Regions from separate parts of the Homo sapiens genome. Here all the other regions are linked to region 4. Evidence: chromatin loops called from intact Hi-C (ENCODE). Cell type or tissue: PC-9. All regions are shown on one strand.

Region 1 (4,000 bases), 130 kb before region 4:
TTTGAAGGAAGTGAGTGTACTCACCCCACCCACTTCATCAGGAGATGCTTCCTCTGTGAGGTGGGATTTGAGTCATATTAATTTGTCCCAGACCACACCAAAATTAAGCTGTTCACGTCTGAAACATTCCATGAATTCAGTTGCGAGGAGGAATTTGTTCAGCCATGTTATGGATTCATATTTCTCTCCTCTCCCAAGAAGGTCTGGGTGTCCTTATAAGGGAGAACGCCTCTGTTTCCCACAGTGTGGAGAGCGAAATAAATACTCTCTCACAGTCAATGCAGAGGTAACTTTTTTTTAATGGATTAAAAAAAAAAAAAAGCAGTTCTGAGAGTCCATCACTGTTTCAGCATCCCCATTCAGAGAGGGGGCTTTTGTCTCTCTCTCAGTGGGAGCTGCCATTTTAATGGGGCCTCCAGCAGGGCCTGGTTTGATGATGTGAAGTAGGCCTGGAAGAATCGTGGAATTTTTTTTTTAATTTAGATTTTGGTTAATTTAACCATACTGGCTTTCAAATGAACTGAAATGTAAAAGTGAATCCACGGTAAATGTCCCTCAGAAGCTGCTACCAGATAATTTCAGCGATTTCTCATCTCTGAAGCTCTCTCATGTGAAAACCAATCCCTTGAAGTTCTAATAGGCATTACCGGCCGTCTACCCCCAACCCCCAATCTATTTGCAAAGATGAAAATCGGGAGAATTCATTCTTAAAAATATGCATACGCATACACAGACACAAACGTGCACTCCTAAATGCTAAATGAAAACATTGCTTTTAGCTGATTGGTGATGCCAAGCCAGGATTGGGATAGCTTTGTGGTAATTCTGGGGTTTCCCTTTTGCCTGAGTCATGAACACCACGGTACATGGAATGCTCCCCGACCCCAGAGCCTTGGGAGTGCCAAAGCTACTCCCCAAGCCCTCGCCCCAGAGGAGGATTCCAAAATCCCCCACAGCACACTTTCTAGATAAAACTGTTGCTCTCAGTAATGAGGCCACAGCCTGCAGAGCCAAACTGGCCCGCAGGCCGCTTTCTGCAGGCCTGGCGCCGGACCTGCTCTGCCCCCGCCCGCTCCGCAGCCCCCGCGGCCACACAGTGGCTGCGCCTGGCAGCTGCGCGCCCAGATGCCAACCGCTGGAATGTGTTTTATGTTCCCGCGTCTCTGCCTGGCTGGCCTCGGGGGAAGGCTCTTCCCTGGCCTCTCCGGCTCCGGCGCTGGGCTGCGGCAGCTGGGGAACCGATGTGCGATCATTTTACACATGAGCTAGCTGTTCACCCTTCCAGGAACTGTTTGCCTGCACTAATTCCGCGCAAGATGCACACACTGAGCCCCTTTGTAGGGCTGAAGGATGACAGTCTCTCCAGCCTAGATTGATTTAGTAAATGACTGACTGCATGGGCCTGAGTACCTGGGTATTCGTGTGTGTGTGTGTGTGTGTGTGTGTGTGTGTGTGTGTGTGTGTGTGTGTGTGTTGACTTAAAGGCGCTCCCTCTTTGCAGAAATAAATGAATTAATGAATTTTTAAAAAGAAGGTAGAACTAACGCATTTTCGAAAAAAGCAAACATCAGGGAATGTGCAGTTTGTTACAACATATCTATCCATGATTCCATTTTGGGGGAATTTATATGAAGATATCCCACAATCGGGCAATCGCCAAACAAGAAAGCATCCTTAATTGAGTTGAAACTGGGGGTAAGGGGACAGAAAAATCGCCCCCATAAAATAATTTCAAATTCAGCCTTGTGTTTCCCAGTAATTGGGCTGTCTGAGGATGAGACTGGGAGTGGAAAAATCCAAGTTAGTCTTAGAGCTGCACTTCTCAAAAGTGGCTGCAAAGGCTTTGAGGTGGTCAGTGATTTGTGTTTATTTACAACAATGCTTTAATTAATCATATTTAATAAGATTTGATATCACTTCATCGGTGGCTAAGCAAAATATTAATTATGATTTAGTTTGTTGACTTACCACTATCAAGAACTTGGATGATGATTTTTTTTAAATCATTTTATCTCTCTGTGCCTTTTCTATGCTTCAGAAGTGACAATGGCATGTTTAAGAGTCTAGGAAACATTTGAGCCTGGGATGAAAAGTCAGATACTGAAGACCCAGTTGTACACATAATGCATTTTTAGAGAAGATACATAAAAATGGACATCCAGCCAGGTGTAGTGGATCATGCCTGTAATCTTACCACTTTAGGAGGCCAAGACAGGAGGATTGCTTGAGGGCAGGAATTTTAGACCAGCCTGGGCAGTATAGCAAGACCCCATCTCTACAAAAAAAAAAAAAGAGAGAGAAAGAGAAAAAAAATGGACATCACTTACAAAGTACACTCTCAATAGCAGATATGCTCTATCTTTAAAAAAAGTTTTGAATTATTAATGTATCACCTTCTTGTTAAAGAAAACAATACCAAAATGTTTAAAATTAAAAGTAAAAATTACCTCCATTCCCACTCCCCTGGAATAATCACTTACAAATCCAACAAGTATCTTTCCAGTCTTTTTAAACACACAAACACATATACTGTATAATATATATGTGTATAAAATATATGTGTGTATTGCATATGCTTGTATACATGCAATATACATTTAATGTACCTATAGAGAGAGGATCGCTTCTTTTTAATGGGATCTTGTTAAACATATTGTTCTATAACTTCCTTTTTACTCAGAAATGTAATCATGAATAGCCTTTAATACCAGTATTATATTATTTGTAGTGGCTCCATAATATTCCAGAATATCAGTGTATGTTTTATTTAGTCCTTCCCATATTTATGGTCATTAAAGTTATCCCAAATTCTTCAGTAATATCAATAATGCTGCCATAAACATCCTTGCATATATATCATAAATTTTAAATATATATTTAAATGCAGCTGTTTTTGTTGTTGTTTTTTGTTTTTGTTTTTGTTTTTGTTTTTTGCCTCTGTGGAAACTGGAACTGTCAACTGAGAAGGGAAAGGCAGCACGAAATGAAGTATAAGTGTTGCATAAAGAATAAAGGCTCAAGTTGCAAAGCAGTGAGTTGGAGTTGGCTTATAGGAACAGAAAGCAGACTCATTAAAAATTGCATTTTGATGTATAATATATTTTTTTCAAAGTCATGAGGCTCTATGTTCTCACAATGTCTTCTTTCAGATAACATACCTGTAGGTGTGCACAACTCCGTCTCCAACTTTGTAACTGAACTGGGCATGGAGTTGGGTTCACTTTGTAACTTTGAAATCTTGATGAGCAGCACAGGAGCCATCATGGCTTCTCTGTAGCTAAGGAGACTGCAGTAGTTGCTACAACCAGTAGCTATATTTGGCTCTATTTCTCAAGCACTGAAATTGAAAATAAAGAAGTATTTTTCCTTCACTTTGATCTCCTTTCTATCTTGCTTTCTTTTATTGTATATTCTTTTTGAAAGTCACCTCATATTCTTACTGATTGGGTCTAGAGTCATTCCTTTATCCATTCACTTATTGATGTACATTGATACATGTACTGAAATACATCAAGTAGAGCTCATTTACCTTCATTATACCAGGAAAAAAAATCACCATTTACCATCTGGGGCCAATAAACCCTTTAAATTTTTTAAAATATTTTCAAAAATATTTTTAAGTCATTTTGCAAATAATTGATAGAAGTAAGAATAAGGGATAGTAAAAAAAAAAGTTAGAAATGTTAATAAGAATTTAAGCATAGCAAATTTAAATTTTCCATATTTTCCTGCTTTTGAAGGTATCTATACCCAAAATAGACGACGTCTTTAAAATTCAACTAACTGCCATACCTATCATGCAGGAGCCTGCAGCATATCCATAGTGTAAATATTGATTCCTGATTTCAAATAACTCTTTAATAGGTTTTAGCATATTCATGGTTCTGCTCTGTTTGGCCTTATCAAAATGTGACACATTTGAAATTTTTAACAAACCAGAATTGTGTTGGCATTGTCACAGGATTCTTAGGGTATTGCTTCGCCAGCCGGAAATCTCTGT
Region 2 (4,000 bases), 220 kb after region 4:
TATATCTGGAACAAAAACTCAGATTTCAAAATCTCAATCAAGGACTCTTTCCCTTAGTCCATCTAGTCACATACCCCCTATACTGTGTGGTGTTCACAGATGACTAAAGATGAGACTAATAAATGGCCGATATTTAGATCATCTTCAGCAAGTAGATGACCACATAAATGATTATGAACAGACGTTTTGTACACTGAGCATGAGGCAACATGGGGTCTTGGTCTTTACTTATTCCCAAGGGTACCTGGTAACTGACATTTCAACCATTCAGCTTATCAACTTGCCATACTCCAATTTCACTATAAACTTCTCACAATCTGTAAAATCCCCCTTTTCTCTTGCCTATTTAATGTGTAACAGTGACTTCACATGACAACAGTGAACTCTACATCAAAGCTGACAATATGACCAAAGCTATTCACAGAGGCTAATTCATAGCACTAACTGCTTTTATGACTGGAAAAGAAAGATTGACTGTAAATGTAAAAGCCTTCAATCCAAGTAGCACAAAAGAAAAAGAATTCTTTTCAACAAGCATCGATTGTATTTACATATTACTCATTATGAAAAATTAAAACATGTTAAAGTATATAATGATGAATTAATTAGAATATACCTGTATAAACTAGGATGCAGGAAAAGTTTAAAGCATAAATGAATAAATTAGAAAACAGATAATAAAATGGAAAAATAAACCTACCAGTTGGTCCTGAGAGTCACCTTCTAGATCACGCCAGCCCACTTTGCTACTAGGTAATAGAGCTTTTGAAAGAACTTGTGGCATATGAGACAGGATCACATAGGGCTGGGAGGGAGTGCTGATCAGGGTTTCTCTGTGAACTCAGCCCATATCCAGTTATTCTCAAGCCTAGGCACCCCCATTTCTTTCTCTACTTGTATCTCTTTCTCTTAACCCAGGTAAGAAAAACAAATACCTCCTATTTATACATGTTATAGGTTCACAGGTAAACAAAAGACAGGGAAAATAGTAACCTGCAAAAAAGAGAGTTTGGGCCTGTGCAAAACAGACATTCCTATTAATAATTTTCCACTATGCAGATTATGTTTATAGTTTGTTTGGTAGGTGAACCAAATATGGTAAAAATACCAACTGAGAAGGGTACAAGAAGTACCCCGTGAAGAGCAAAGATGAAAAAATATTGTGGATGTACCAGAGATGAAAGTGAGTAAAAATACTTGGTTTTCATTCAGAAAATTTTTCTCTCTCAATTTTTTCTTCTACACGAGGAAAATCAAAGAAAGGCTTAGTCCTGTGTAGTTCTGTTAAAAAATGAATTTATTGTAATATTCACAAGGAATTTGTGTTCCTAAGGTAGTTGTTTTTGTTTTTTGTTTTTTATTTTTGAGACACAGTCTTACTCCATAATTCAGGCTGGAGTGCAGTGGCATGATGATCACGGCTCACTACAGCCTCGACTTCACAGGCTCAGGTGATTTTCCCACCTCAGCCTCCAGAGTAGCCGGGACCACGGGCACGCACCACCACACCCAGCTAATTTTTTGTATTTTTAGTAGAGGCAGGGTTTTGCCATGTTGCCCAGGCTGGTCTCGAACTCCTGGGCTCAAGCAGTCTGCCCACCTCGGCCTCCCAAAGTGCTGGATTACAGGCATGAGCCGCTGTGCCCAGCCCAAGATAATTTTCATACTCTTCATAGGTAGCAGTTTCATAGCCTTAGAAATTCAGGCAGCAAGGTACTGTGATTGGTGTATATGGACTTATCTTTGGAGTAAAACAGGCACTCATCAGATAGTAGCTCTTGCTAATTAGCACATGGACTATTGAAATTCCTTCCTGTTAATGCCAATCAGTCAGATTTTGCTACAGAACACATTTTACAGAACTTTCTTTCTTTCTTTCTTTCTTTTTTGAGACGGAGTTTCACTCTTGTTCAGGCTGGAGTGCAATGGTGTGATCTCGACTCACCACAACCTCTGCCTCCTGGGTTCAAGCAATTCTCCTGCCTCAGCCTCCCAAATAACTGGGATTACAGGCATGTGCCACCATGCCTGGCTAATTTTGTATTTTAATAGAGATGGAGTTTCCCCATGTTGGTCAGGCTGGTTTTGAACTCCTGACTTCAGATGATCCGCCCACCTCGGCCTCCCAAAGTGCTGGGATTACCAGCGTGAGCCACCGCGCCCAGCCTACAGGGCTTTCATATGGGAAAGTTAATACTTTTCAGTCCTGTGGGTCTCTTTAAAGCAATAAGATGGCATCCTTCAGTTTACTCAGTGGTTGCTCTTGCTTTTACGCTTACATTTAATGAGTTTTAAAAGTACAGTTAAAGTACTTCCCTGTATTTGACATCTGTGTCTCAGTACTCAAATTTTCTTTTTTATCAAAGGCATTCTTTACATCTGAAGTCTTACATTTCTCCATATATACTTCAGTCTTTTCTTTGAAGAGGTTTACTCCCTCTGCTGGCTCTAACTGTGAAATGAAAGCACGTGTAATCTATATAGTTCTGATTACCAATCTGAGGGATTGCTTGCATATGATGGTATTGCCTTAGACTTTTTTCTAAAATGTAAAATTAAACTTTTGTTTGGCTCCCTCTGATTCTGAATAATAAAATTGCCCAAAAATCTAAGAAATATTTTATATTCCTTTTGAGAACAATATGAAATTCTATGAAACTAACAGTGATTTGATAATTAAGAAATTCTGGCATGCACATTTACAATATGTAATAGGTGCTCAATAAATATTAGTTTCTTGATTGCAGTCATATTTTTATTGTACATAGACATTGTGTGTGTACTTCATTGTAGGAGCAATAAATCACCCATTCTGTTTAATGAAGTCATCTGTGTTTCTGTAGCACTTTCTCAATGCCTTATTATACTTCCAGCCACACAGTATTACAGTTATTTCTTTTTACATTTGCCTAGCTTGACTATGAACTCTTCCAGGACAGACATGATATGTTATTTGTCTTTATAGTCTCAGCTTCTGTCTTGGTAGGTTGATTGCCCAGTAATTATTGATGAACTTCAACATTATACTACAATAAATGTCTTCTCATTTGCTGTACAGACAGCCAGAAAGTATAAGTAATTAGAATTTGTTCTGCACTCTACTTTTATCGTGAAAAAGTAATTGAAAGTAAATAAGATATTTATTCAGAAAAGCCACTACCTGAATGTGAGCATATCTGAACTAATAAAAATAGTATAGTTAATACAGATATATAGCAAGATGTCCTCACCATCTACATCTGTAATAATATATAGTGGTAATTGACTCCCATAATGGTTATACCAAAGCCCTGAAGGATTCTTAACTTTTACTTTCATTTTTAATGCAAAACCAGGTTTTCATATATTTTGCTTGCTTAAAGCAAGATATACTAGCTCTTATTTTTCTTACTAAATTACATGCATACATATATTTCAAATTTTATTTTAGATTATTTGTGCTCAACCCCATACGTTGTCATAGAGTAGTGCTTTTCAACTCGTTTTCCAAGGATCACTAATTCTGTAGAATGTTAATAGATGTTATGTGAGGGGGAGAAAGTCATTCAGCTTTGTAAATGCTGAATTAAATATTTCTTTTTGAACAAAGCTGGAGGCATCATGCTACCCAACTTCAAACTATACTACAGGGCTACGGTAACCAAAACATCATGGCACTGGTACAAAAACAGACACATAGACCAATGGAACAGAATAGAGAGCCCAGAAATAAAACCGCACACCTACAACTGTCTGATTTTTAACAAACCTAACAAAAACAAACAATAAGGAAAGGATTCCCTATTCAATAAACAGTGCTGGGATAACTGGCTAGCCATATGCAGAAGATTGAAACTGGACCCCTTCCTTATATACAAAAATTATCTCAAGGTGAATTAAAGACTTAAATGTAAAACCCAAAACTATAAAAACCCACAAAGACAACCTAGGCAATACCTTTCAGGACATAGGCACAGGCAAAGATTTCATGACAAAGACTCCAAAAGCAATTGCAACAGAA
Region 3 (4,000 bases), 150 kb after region 4:
TCTACCATAATGATAAAGATCTTGGAAGGAAATTTTTTTCAATCTAATATCATAGCTGCACTAATTGAATAGACCATGTTTTTAAAAACACACACACATCTCTCCTGGTATTTGATGCAAACTACTTTTCATAGTAACAGGAAATAATTTTAAAAAGAAAGTACATTTGTGAAAGACACCTGAGAGGACTGTTCAATAAAGTCTCTTTAAAGAAGCAAAGTCGAATGTTGGAATAACATAGTTCTGGTTTAAAAGACCTCATAGATCAGTGATGCCATCTTTTACTGTAAGATGGGCCTTAACCTACAGCAATTTGACTTAAAATAGTTCACTCCTCACAGTATAGTAGATCTTTCAAGGCTTTTAACTTGCGAACGTGGTTTCCCAGTTTATTTTCTTTTTGGCACTCAAGACCCTGTGTTTTCTATATCCTTTGTTTTCACTGTTTACCCCTCTACAAACTCCCACCACCGCTATCAGCCTCCCACCTTCAGCATCCCTTGTCTCTCCAGAACTCTGCCCCAGCTTACCCTGGCCTTAGGCTCTCTCCAACCTGAGTCCCAAGATTCTTTCATTTTTAGTTCTTCTGCCCTTCTCCATTAATGTAGCTTTTTACAGTATTGGTTATTATAATGTTTTACCTAGTTGATTTATGCACATTGTAGACCCTTATTATGCCTTATTCAAAGTATATCACTTATAGTATATTAACTATGGTGTTTAGAGACATTCTGTTTTTTTTAAAAAACAGGCATCCAAACTTTTACCAGGAATGTGACCTATATTCTGTGGAAGACGAGCTTTTAATATAGTCTTTTGACTCCAAAGAAATATTTTCTCCACAGAAACCACAACTTTACTGCCCCTCCCCACTCTGCACCCCTCTGCCCCCACACATACTGAGAGTTTTGAAATTTGGGGTTTTTTTTTAAAGACTATACTGCTAAGCAAAAATTAAGCAGCCAGCCTGAGAGTAGACAGGGGGATAAATCAAAGCAGTGCCAGCAGCTGACCACTGAGTGGAATAGGAGAGATGATTTGAAGGATGGAAGAATAGTGAGTCAATACTGAGTATATTCCAAATTCAGGGGGAAATGTAGAGTGAGTGAGCTCTAACAACTGTGGGAGTTTATACTACTAAAGTCAGAAGCCCAGATCTAAAGTGTAGAGAGAAATAAAATCTTCAGTGTAACCTTTCTAATTAGTAAGATTTCAGTGTAATCTTACTAATAATTTCCATTTGTTTCCCTCTGCTCCAATCAGGAACATACATATTGTGCTTTCAAGTATCTTTCATTCCAAGGGAAAACTCAGTAACTCAAGCAACTTCTTAAAGGAGAACATTTTTATGCAGTCTAGATTCTGAAGACTCTCAGAAATAAATCCTTTTGCAAATTCCTAACCCTTATAGTAGCTGAAAATATCAGAAGAGAAAGAGGACAGAATTATGCATGTGTATGTATCCTAACAAAAAATATAACAGCTATTTAGTAGGTTTTTTAAAATCTCCAATCCTATAAAAAGCTACATTAATGTAAAAGAGCAGCAGAACTAAAAATGAAAGAATCTTGGGACTTAGGTTGGAGACAGCCTAAAGCCAGGGACTAAAAGGAAGCTGGGGCAGAGCTATGCAGAGCCAAGGGAACCTTTGGTGGGGTACAGGGGGTTGATAGTGGTGGTAGGGGGATAGGAAATATGGGTTTAAGAAAAGCTAGTTTCTTTCTAAAGGTACTGTAAGACTGACTCACTAAATAAATAATGACTCACTAAATAGGCAAATGACACTTAGATTCAGCTAATAACAGATAAGTTAGAATCTCTTTAGAAAATGCTTCCTCACCCTAGGCATTGAATCTGTTTACAAAGTCCATTAAAACTTGCAGGTAGTATATACCCGTTTATATCACCATGGCAACAGATAGCAGAGTGCTCTTCTGCGTAGAAGGAAGGCTATTTCTCATCTAAATTTAGCCTGTGCTAAACTCCTTGGTTGCAGTCTCTTTTTTTGGCTCTTCTTCCTCTAAACATGGGAACATCCAAGGCTTCACTGTCAGCCTTCTTCTTTTCCTTGGCTACACTTTCTAATCAAGTGATGTCATTTAGTCCAGAATCTTCAAATACCTATTCTCCAGCCTGACGTCTCCCACATGCTCTTGGTACAGATAGTCAGCTAACCATGTAAAACATTGACCGAGAATCCTCTGCCAAACTCAAGCCTTCCCTATCTGCCAGTTGTTTGAGCCCCAAGTTTAGGCATAATTCTTGATTTTTTGCTTTCCTTCACAGTCTTCATCCAATCCATCAGTAAGTGCTTTTGGTGTTATCCCCAAAAGATATCCCCAATCTGACTACTTCTCAATATCTTCATTGCTATAGTTCTAGTTTAACCCATCAACCAGCTTCCTAACTCAACACACCACTTCTGCTCCTGCCCCTTTATGGACCATCCTCTGTATAACAACCAGAGGGACCTTATTAAAGCAGAAATAAAATTATCTAACTTCCCTACTGAAAACTTAGCTCCAGTGGTTTCTCATGACCTGTAGAATAAAATCAGAAGTCCTACATGATCTAGTGCTCCCCACCCCCTGCCTTTCTGATCTGCCTCCACTCTTCCTTGGGCCCACGGTTCTCCAGCCACAGTGGCCTTCTTTCTGTTCCTCCAGCTTGCTTCTAGCTCGGCATTTGTCCGTGCTGATTTTTCATCTGTTTGGAATGCTCCACACCCTCTAGCTCATGTCATGTCTTCATCATTCCTTCTCTGACCCTCTCAGCTACAACTCCACATCTAGTTATAGTTTATCACATTACACCACATTATCCTATTTTATCTTCTTCTTCATAGCACTTAGCTGAAATTATCTCATTTATTTTTTATGTTTGTTTTTTAATCTTTCCCAACTAGATGAGACTTTAAGTCAAGACTCTAGTCCATTGCACTAGCTCCAGGGCCAGCATACTGCCTGGAACATAGGGGATCCTCAGTAAACATGTGTTTGTAACTGTACTAGGTGTTTATCTTCTAATTAACTCAGAAATGTATGCATCAATACCACCATTGTACAAGCCAGGAAATGGTACTTTTTCAAGGATAAAATTTTTAAATATTTATATTACAGAAAAATAAGCTGAAGGTATGTTGTATCTTGGCACATTCACTTTGCACTTGCGCATTCAGTTCTCTGTGGTGGGCCGGGATTCTGGGATTATCTGTGTTGTAGCTAAGAATATAGCTTGGTTTAGAAATAGTCTAAAACCAATAACTGATCCTACCAAAACTATAAGATATATTCTCCTTAAAATAGTACTAATTCCAAAAATACTAACTGAATTCCAGAAATTGTTCTTCCCCGGGGTGGGACGCTTAAATATGTTTTATACCAAGGATGGAGAACTAAGCTCAGTGAAGAGACGGATGGATGTCATGAATTTTAGACCCTATTCTCGTATCTCAGGAGTATATATCTAAAAAATAATTTTGTAGTGATACATGTTTTTCATTTTAAAATTACTTTCCCTATATCCCAATTGTATGCTGTCTTCCCCATTCCCATCACGAGAACTAGAAGCTTCAAAGGAATAAGTTATTTTTTTAAATCTTTGAAGTACTATACTATATTTATTCATTTGGATTTTATCATTCTTACCCAGAAATTTCAGATGCCCATATATATTAAGTTGAAAAAAAGGACCATTCTACTAGAGCAATTGCCAACAATTTGCAATATTGTCATTACAAAATTTTAAATCAGTGAAAGGCATACAAAGTAGGTATCCATCAGTTATCTGAGATAGTATCTTATTCCTCATTCCTAAGCAAGGTGGAAAAAATTAAACAATCGTTTCATTGCAGTTAAGTAAGTAATTACTGGTTCTAGTAAGTAATTGTTGAATGAATATGTGGTTTCACAAAAAGTTGTATAATGAAGCCTTGCAAACCCCATAGTGCCAGTTATGAGAATCTGGTGTCTTCAGTATGTAGAATAATGTTGTAGTTACT
Region 4 (4,000 bases):
AAACTGATGAACTTAATTTCATGGGGAGGAAAGGGTAAAATATTCTAGCATATGCAAAGTTATGGAAGTAGAAGCAAATACTTCATCACAGTCTACCTCATCACAGTGGAATAGTATGTTTTATTATTATAATCGTTATTAGTATTCCTATTTGAGAATGGGAGATGGCTGAACATGTAAATTAACCTGCCCCAAGTCACATAGTGAGTTACCAGTGCAGCTAAAATAAGTGATATTTTAGGAACAGTTTACATCATGAAACACTGAAGCTGTATATTTTTTCAATAAATGATAGTACTCTAGGTAGTTCTTAGACAACAATGAGTAGAAACTAAACTATATTTTTAAAGGGCTTACTTAATAAATATTGCAAAAGATAGGGCAAAGAGCTTTCTTATTCCCCTAGTGAAGAAAGCCAGGGTATTTTTTTAAAGGAAGAAGAATCATTAACAGTATTTCCTGAAGGAGAATAAAGCCTTCCAGCCTGCATCAGAATTCCACATTACTACCCGAATTCTAAGATTAAGGGTGTGTTTTACCCACACCCTAGATTTTTGGGAACACAGGCTCAGCATTATGTAAGGTCCACTAAGGAGGATAATGTGACTCTTCTCTTTACGGGAAAGCCCTTATCCTGATCTTATATATATATATATCATATATATATATATATATATATATATATCATATATATATATATATATATATATCTCATATATATATATATATCATATATATATATCATATATATATATCATATATATATCATATATAAAAATCATATATGAGTCATATATATCATATATATGATTCTATCTATATAGCAATATATAGATATATATTTCTATATATAAATATAGAAATTATATATATATATATATTTCTTTTTTAAATGCACTTTATCCTTTAGCCAAACTGCCAGATCACTCAGATTGGCACACATCTATTTATCTCTACTGTCAGCTCCTGTAAATGGTAGCATTTACCCAAGACAGAAAAATCTCCTGGAATAACCAGTATACTTGTTTCAATAATCTGCAGAGCCATAAATGAGAATGATTCAGAATAGAAGAGTAGCTGGTTTCAAATACTATTTCATTTTCCTCCCAGCCCACTACTAGAGTCTAGTACACTACTGTATAGTGTGGGCCTTTGTGGAGGCTTCTATTTCCCACCTGTATTTCTTTTTCTTTTTCCAGCAACAGTCTGCCTTTGTGCCAACTCCTAAATAACCATAAATTTTGTTCTTATAAACCTTAATGAATGCTTGGCCAAGATGCTGTAACTATTGGCTTCTATATTGGAGCATAAATGGAAAGGGGGAAAAAAGTGCACTGTGAAAAACTGGATAAAATGGAAAAAAGATCACAGCAAACCCAAAGTCGCAATTTGCCTTTAATGTGAAGGAGGCCTTGTTTTCACGGTGTGGCAGCTTTCAGGGGTTTTAATCTCAAAGTGGCTGATCAATTTAAGGTAAGTGGCAGGCATTTGGCCTGGTTCCCAGGCTTTGCTTTGCTGCTCTGAGAAAAGAAAGGATTCAGTCAGACACACAGACAAGAGGCATCATCAGCGGCTCCCACATTCCAAGCATTTTAACACAGATTAGGTTGGCATGATTCTACTGTTTACTGAAATCTCCTAGGTGTTGCATTTTTCCTTTTCCTTGCTGCAGTTATCCAAGATGGTTTTCTCAGGTCAAGACCTTCATATGCCAAATAGCTTGCAGTGCTGTGAAGGGAAAAGAAGAGCAGAGGTCAAGACTTCTGATTAAAATGCTATTTCACTTGCTTGCTGCAAAATATGAGACTTCAGACAGCAGGTAATTGAGCACTGAACTTTTTGCCTAAGGCATACATTGAGACAGGAACTGTTTTACATGCATGCCTGAGGGGGAAAAAAAACAAAGATAATTTCTTTAACAAGGACAAACTTAATTCAACTAGGAATGCCCAAAGGATTAACAGGGTGATCTGTAGTTATTCTTGCTTCAGATTTTATAAGCATGAGGCTTACAGATAATGTTGAACAAGATTACAACCAATATAGTCCATTTTTAAATTAATATTTTTACACCATATACTCTTTATTTTTTCAAACAGCAATATTAAATGAGTTCAACAGACCCCTTACCACTGTCTCATCTTCTTAGCAAAAGTTAATTTTTTAATCCATTTGACCTATAACATAGGTTAAATAAAATATGCATTCCATCGATTAAGCCAAAAAACAAATAAATTGTCTCTCATATATTTTGGCTATATTATACCATATAGAAAATTTGTATTTTAAAATACATTTTCACAGTTTTTAAAGATACTTTGCCTTACTTTAATATAATCAAGAACACCTTCCCATTAGTCATCTTCATGGCAGATCTCCTCATGTTTTATTTCTAAGAATTTTATCAAAATAAGAAACTACTATAGATTTTTAAAAGTAATTTTTCTAGCTATTATACTTTTCAAAAGCAATGTTGAATTATTACACTTACTATACCTAGAAATGCCTTCCTAACATTTCATACATTTACATTGACTTATTTCTTCCAAAACTAACACATGGTTGCACTTGAGTAACTTATATTAAGAATAAGTGTTCTTCAAAAAAATTAGCCAGGCATGGTGGCAGGCGCCTGTAGTCCCAGCTACTCAGGAGGCTGAGGCGGGAGAATGGCGTGAACCCAGGAGGCAGAGGTTGCAGTGAGCCGAGATCACGCCACTGCACTCCAGCCTGGGTGACAGAGCGAGACTCCATCTCAAAAAAAAAAAAAGAATAAGTATTCTTGTTTGTAAGGGTTAGCTTAGAAACTAATGCAACTATAACCAGTTATCTTAACTTCAGTTGTTATATATGCAAGTGTGGCTTTTAAAAAATAATATATGACTTTTCACTGATTAAAGAAAAAAAATAGAGTCAGAAAAGAAGCAGCTAGCAACCGTCCTTCTGCTGTTGCCGCATATGTCTTATCAACCTGTGATACTTGTCAACATGTGATACTTGGAACTGCAGCAGCCATCTTGCGAACATGAAAAGAGCCAGCCTAAGAGGCCTAGCTGAAGTGCTGAGGATGGCAGACAGGAAAGATGGAAAAAGTATGGTTTTAAATTATGTCATTGAGCCATTGAACCAACAATCCTGGGTCCACTCAACTTGAGATTTCTTCTTATGTAAGATAATAGATTCCCTTTCATTCATGCAATCATATTTGTTGAGCATCTACCATGTCCCAGACCCTATTCTAGGTGTCTGAAGTAGCTCAGTGAACAAAACACAAGATCCCTACCCTTGTGGAACTCACATTCTAGCCAAGAGAGATTATAATAAACTAAAAACGTTAAGTAAGAAAATTCTATAGTATGTTAGGAAATAGTAAGCAGAAAAAAATTGATAAGAGGAGCATGGCAAAAAGAATCAAGAATGCTAGGATCAAAGGGACAGGTTTTGATGTTGAATAAAGTGAGAATTTGGCTTCACTGAAGAAGTGAGATTTGAACAAACACTTGAAGGAAATGAAGGACTTATTTCTTAAGCCAGTGGAAGATAGGTTGTATTTTTCTTATTGTTGACAATCCTCTAAGTGAGAGAGAGATATGGGAAGAGAGAGAAAGACAGAGAGAGATTTGGGATAGTGTCTGATTCCAGCTCCTCTTTGATTCTTCTTAGTTCCAGTCAACCAAATGACTTTTTCCTTTGCTTAAGTTTCGGCTGGGTTTCTGTCACTTGTCACTTGAAGACAGATTAGTAAGTTTTCGTTAGTCATAAATAAACTATCTCTGGTTCCAGGAACAGCCAGCCCAAATAGATATTGAGCCATAATTCCATCCTCTGTATAAAGAGCTTTATTGCCCACACTGGGGGTGTCCAGGCATCCATAAAACATGGCCTGTGAGGTTTTCAGCTTCCCAAGTGGAGTGAGAAGATGCTCAGGACTGGGGGGGGAGCTAAAAAGAGAAGCTCTATTTTGGGACTGGTAGTAAAAATTGATGGGCATATTCTAAAA
Region 5 (4,000 bases), 300 kb after region 4:
AAATGAAAGGAGAGAGACCCATGAGGAAGTACTCTGATAGCAGAGTAGTATGGAAAAAGTGCTCTGAGAAATATCAAAGAATCTCACCTATTTATGGTTCGAGACTAGGATGGTGGTATGTTCCACCTTATCACGAAGTTAAGCAGATCTTTGAAACCTGGAACTGAATTTGACGGTAGCACTGTTGTAAGAATGACTGCAAACAGAATGCCCGTGATTGTAAAACATGGAATTCATCTACCACCAGGTATTCATGAGAGATCCTAACCCATACATGAAATGCAGGGAAAACCTTCACTTACCAAAGGAAAAATGTCTCAATTTTTTTTACTTCTTCCCAACCCATAAAGAATATTTTGCTTCCTGTGAAACAATGATAATGGCAAATATGATTGAAATGTAATCTGAGAACATTTCTTATTTAAAATGTATCTTTATTCTTTTAGGCCTCTTTTTCGTGGAAGTTCAGATGTTGATCAACTAGGAAAAATCTTGGAGTAAGTAATAATTATAATTTTACACCAGTGTCCATAGCATTAAAACATTTACAGTGACTTTCCTCTGACATGCATATCATGTGTTTATCTCTTGTCTTTCTTACTTCAAGCAGCTGCTGCAGACAGTGTTACTATTTGTGTGGTGAGTGGAGACATGGTAGAAGTGCCGTTTTATGCAGAGCCCTAACTGCTCTGCTCTGGAAGCTTGTATGTTGCTTGTGTGGATCTTTTTGCTGCTCCTCTTTCTTCGTGTGGCTGAGCTCCAGTTCTTTTAGTTCAAATACATTTTCTGCTTGTGGTCATTTCAAAAGCACCCACCATCAGAGATGGGATGCCTGGTGACCAAGTACCCATCCTTGTCCAGTGAGCTTCCTGTCCCCACTGAGTATCCTTGGTCACCCAGGTTGGTTCTGCGTTGTTTTGTTTTGTTTTCCTGGGCGAAGGATGGTATGCTACACATCTCATTTTTCTTTGGAGCACCAAAATAGAAAATGAGAACCCTAAGTCTTTGGCAAAATAACTCTGCAACTTTGAGAAAGTCATTTAAAACACCTCGTGAAGGGCTTACACAGTGCCTGGCACATAGTAAGCACTTTAAAAAGTTATCTATTACTGTTACTATTAGAGTTCATCATTAATTATTTAACCTTTTATTTCCTTAACTTCATCTGAGAAATGAAACTCTGACTTAAATTCTCTATAAGATCCTTTCTTGTGCTCAAATTCTTTGGTTTCAGTTACATCGCTCCTTGATGATTTACATAGTTTCATTCATGTCTGCATGTTCATGCATGTATGCATTCATGTTTCTAGAATGTAACTGGGGCACTTCTTCTGACAAAGCATGCAGTGTGGCATCCTTTTTTGGTTTTTTGTGTTTGAAAGGCCCATCCAAATTGGAGTGGAGTAGGAAAAAAGTGGGAGTTCTAGACCAAAAATAGCCCTGATCTTTGGTCTGTGACATTTTATAGGAATCCCAGTGATTTTTATGAAATTCGAAGTCTGTAAGACTGAAAAAAAAAAAAAAACCACCCCTAAAGAACAGATTTTCATATCAGCACTGTCTACTCAAGCGTGACTGCTTAAAACAGTTAATAAAACTGGAACCTGATTTTGTTCTTTTAGTGACTAGAAGCAGCTAGACTTCTGTTAATGCCAGTGCTACTGCTGAGTCAGAACATAGTAGCTTTAAGGCCTGAATAACATTTGCTAGTTTTTTATGCCTGGGGGCTTCCTGGGTCCAGGGCAGGTGATGCTACTGCTCCTACTACTGACCACTCTGTACAGTGGATAAATTCAACACAAAGCCTTCATGTTACCCCTGCTTCTGAATGGCAAGTTATTTAATCACTCGATGAACTCCCATCTATTTTTCCCCATGACTGTTGAATATATTTTGTGTGCATGTGATCATAAAGAGGAAACTAGGGAAAGCAGACATACTGATGACCTTCTGTTAAAAGGAAAGAGAATCTTGACTAAAGTCAGCTTGCCAGGACTTGAAAGCCATCACCTTCTTTCCCTTATTTATACTACCTGACAGTTGTGTCTACCTCCAGCACTGATGTCTGCAATCTTGTTAACATTGTTAGTGCCCCCTTAGTACATGAGGCCAGTGAAATGGACCAGAAGGAACATTTGACCGGCATGTTTGACCTGCTTCCAAAGAAAAGCCAGTTCTGCTTTTGGCAAAGTCCTGACAATCGTAGGTTGCCAACAGCAAAGAAGCTGTAGAGTTCTATGGTTTGTGCCTTTAGATTTTACTTTGTGGTTTCTGGCATTGTGTCATCAAAATTATGTTCTGTTTCCTCTGAATGCATTACCTTGCCAGAGAAAAGGGACAATGCTGCACCCTAGCGTCACTGCTGAAGTACTTGAAAAAATATTTCTGTCTCCTCCATCACTGCCATTTATAGATTTTGTGCCCTGTTGGGCTTGCCAATATAAATGTCAACTTTTAAGGCTTATATTCAGCAGTCCAAATAGTGGAATTAAGTGCAAGCATTTTTAATGGACCTATCAGAATTTCACAACACATATTTGGGCCATAAAAGTTCATTCTGGACATGAAACCAAATTTTTTTTAAGGAAAGCCATATTCACATACTCTTTTTTATTTTTTTCTTTGGAGACAAGGTCTTGCCCTGTTGTCCAGGCTGGAGTACAGTGGTGCGATCTTGGCTCACTGAAGCCTTGGCCTTCCGAGCTCAAGTAATCCTCCTATCTAAGCCTCCCAAGTAGCTGGGACTACAGGCACAGGGCACCACAACCAGCTAATTTTTATATTTTTTATAGAGATGGAGTTTCACCATGTTGCCCAGGCTGGTCTTGAACTCCTGGGGTCAAGTGGTCCACTTGCCTCGGCCTTCCAAACTGCTGGGATTACAGCCACCCCACCTGGTCCATGTTCACATACTCTTAAAGGGAAAAACATTTCTGTGTTTAGGAAGATTTAAGCCTTCAAGTAATAGCAAGTATTAAAAGTGAAACAATAGTTTTAGCCTGTGACATCTTAGAGCATTTTTAAGAATGATGTCATAGCTAAATGGAAATAAAATATTGGAATAGAGAGAACGGAACTCACTCTGGACTCTGTGACTGAGCTTGCTATCTGTGACTTTGGCAGTTCATTTTATTCCTCATTCTCAATTTCCCCATCTATAAAATGAGACTAATAACACCTGACTTACATGTCTTAGGAAATTATTACAGGAATCAGAGGAGGTGATAGACTTAAAGTTTTATATATATAGTTATGTGTTTGTTTAAAATTTTATATAAAATTATATAAAGTTATTTGTATATGTACACACATACAAACAGAGATGTGCTGTTCCTCTGAAGGCTTTTGGCATTCAGTTGATCATATACTTGCAAGATGTAATTAGATGTAGATACATTCAAAGCCACAAATAAAAAAGATTTTAAATATTTCTAGGAGTTATTAATATAATCAATTTCTAGCTGACTGGTGAATATACACAAAAATATTGATACACATAGACCTGACAACTAAAAAGGAATGAAAGGAAATTTTTAAAGCTCTCTAACAAGCATTTTTCATTCCCTCCTCTGCCCTGTCCCATTGTATCCAGACACTTACACGTGCATTTCTTTTCATAATTAATAGTGGTATTTTTGGTTTTTTTCTTTTTACTTCTATTGTAGGCTGTACTATTGAACAAATCTATATATTGCTCATTGTCATTTCTATTTATTGCTTCTAGTAAATATGTCCATGAATCTGTCTTTGCCTCAATAATGTAGCTCTCTCAGTATGCCTGATAGAGGCCGAATTACAGTGTCTTCCCCAGACACCCAGGCAGAGAAGCCATGATGACAGGGTTATCTTCCCAGCTGAAGTCTATGGCCTGGGCTCCGTGTAGGTGAGGGAAGGGGAAATGAAGTGCTACAGATCTTGAGACCTGTACCACATCTTCCTGAAATCTGGAAGTACATTCATAAGAACACCTCTTCCTGGGCCTTAGTCCCAACAAGTAGAG

The links. A loop is a pair of places that touch in the nucleus more often than their neighbours do. Peaks named below come from ENCODE experiments on the same cell type or tissue, not always from the same donor. Only the 100,000 strongest peaks of a DNase experiment are listed, where the experiment ranks them.
Region 1: a loop joins it to region 4, with 5 times the contacts of the local background. A loop is called at or near these places in 7 of 110 quality-filtered maps.
Region 2: it touches region 4 in a loop (2.2-fold over the local background); 5 of 110 quality-filtered maps call a loop at or near these places.
Region 3: a loop joins it to region 4, with 8 times the contacts of the local background. A loop is called at or near these places in 3 of 110 quality-filtered maps.
Region 5: a loop joins it to region 4, with 4 times the contacts of the local background. A loop is called at or near these places in 5 of 110 quality-filtered maps.

Annotation. Positions count from the first base shown.
Region 1 is chr7:93,040,724-93,044,723 of GRCh38, reverse strand. No RefSeq gene overlaps it. Among named protein-coding and RNA genes, the nearest start is that of SAMD9, 75 kb to the left of the region's middle. RefSeq lists enhancers at 132-863, 3,645-4,000. In PC-9, no CTCF peak of the experiment used is centred here; no DNase peak of the experiment used is centred here.
Region 2 is chr7:92,690,153-92,694,152 of GRCh38, reverse strand. All of the region lies in intron 4 of CDK6 (cyclin dependent kinase 6), which reads left to right. Among named protein-coding and RNA genes, the nearest start is that of FAM133B, 100 kb to the right of the region's middle. In PC-9, CTCF peaks have their summits at 2,249 and 2,449 (motif pointing left); a DNase peak (open chromatin) is centred at 2,412.
Region 3 is chr7:92,764,645-92,768,644 of GRCh38, reverse strand. The region is part of intron 3 of CDK6 (cyclin dependent kinase 6); the gene reads left to right. Among named protein-coding and RNA genes, the nearest start is that of CDK6-AS1, 70 kb to the left of the region's middle. RefSeq lists enhancers at 1-104, 3,906-4,000. In PC-9, no CTCF peak of the experiment used is centred here; DNase peaks (open chromatin) are centred at 1,844 and 2,734; H3K4me3 peaks cover 1,056 bases; H3K27ac peaks cover 3,907 bases.
Region 4 is chr7:92,914,565-92,918,564 of GRCh38, reverse strand. It overlaps CDK6-AS1 (CDK6 antisense RNA 1), which reads right to left. Exons shown (of 2, transcript NR_110088.1): 2 at 1,378-1,728. Among named protein-coding and RNA genes, the nearest start is that of CDK6, 80 kb to the right of the region's middle. In PC-9, no CTCF peak of the experiment used is centred here; a DNase peak (open chromatin) is centred at 1,744; H3K27ac peaks cover 1,769 bases.
Region 5 is chr7:92,619,533-92,623,532 of GRCh38, reverse strand. CDK6 (cyclin dependent kinase 6) reads left to right here. Exons shown (of 8, transcript NM_001145306.2): 6 at 447-497. Among named protein-coding and RNA genes, the nearest start is that of FAM133B, 31 kb to the right of the region's middle. In PC-9, a CTCF peak has its summit at 2,327; a DNase peak (open chromatin) is centred at 2,322; H3K27ac peaks cover 835 bases.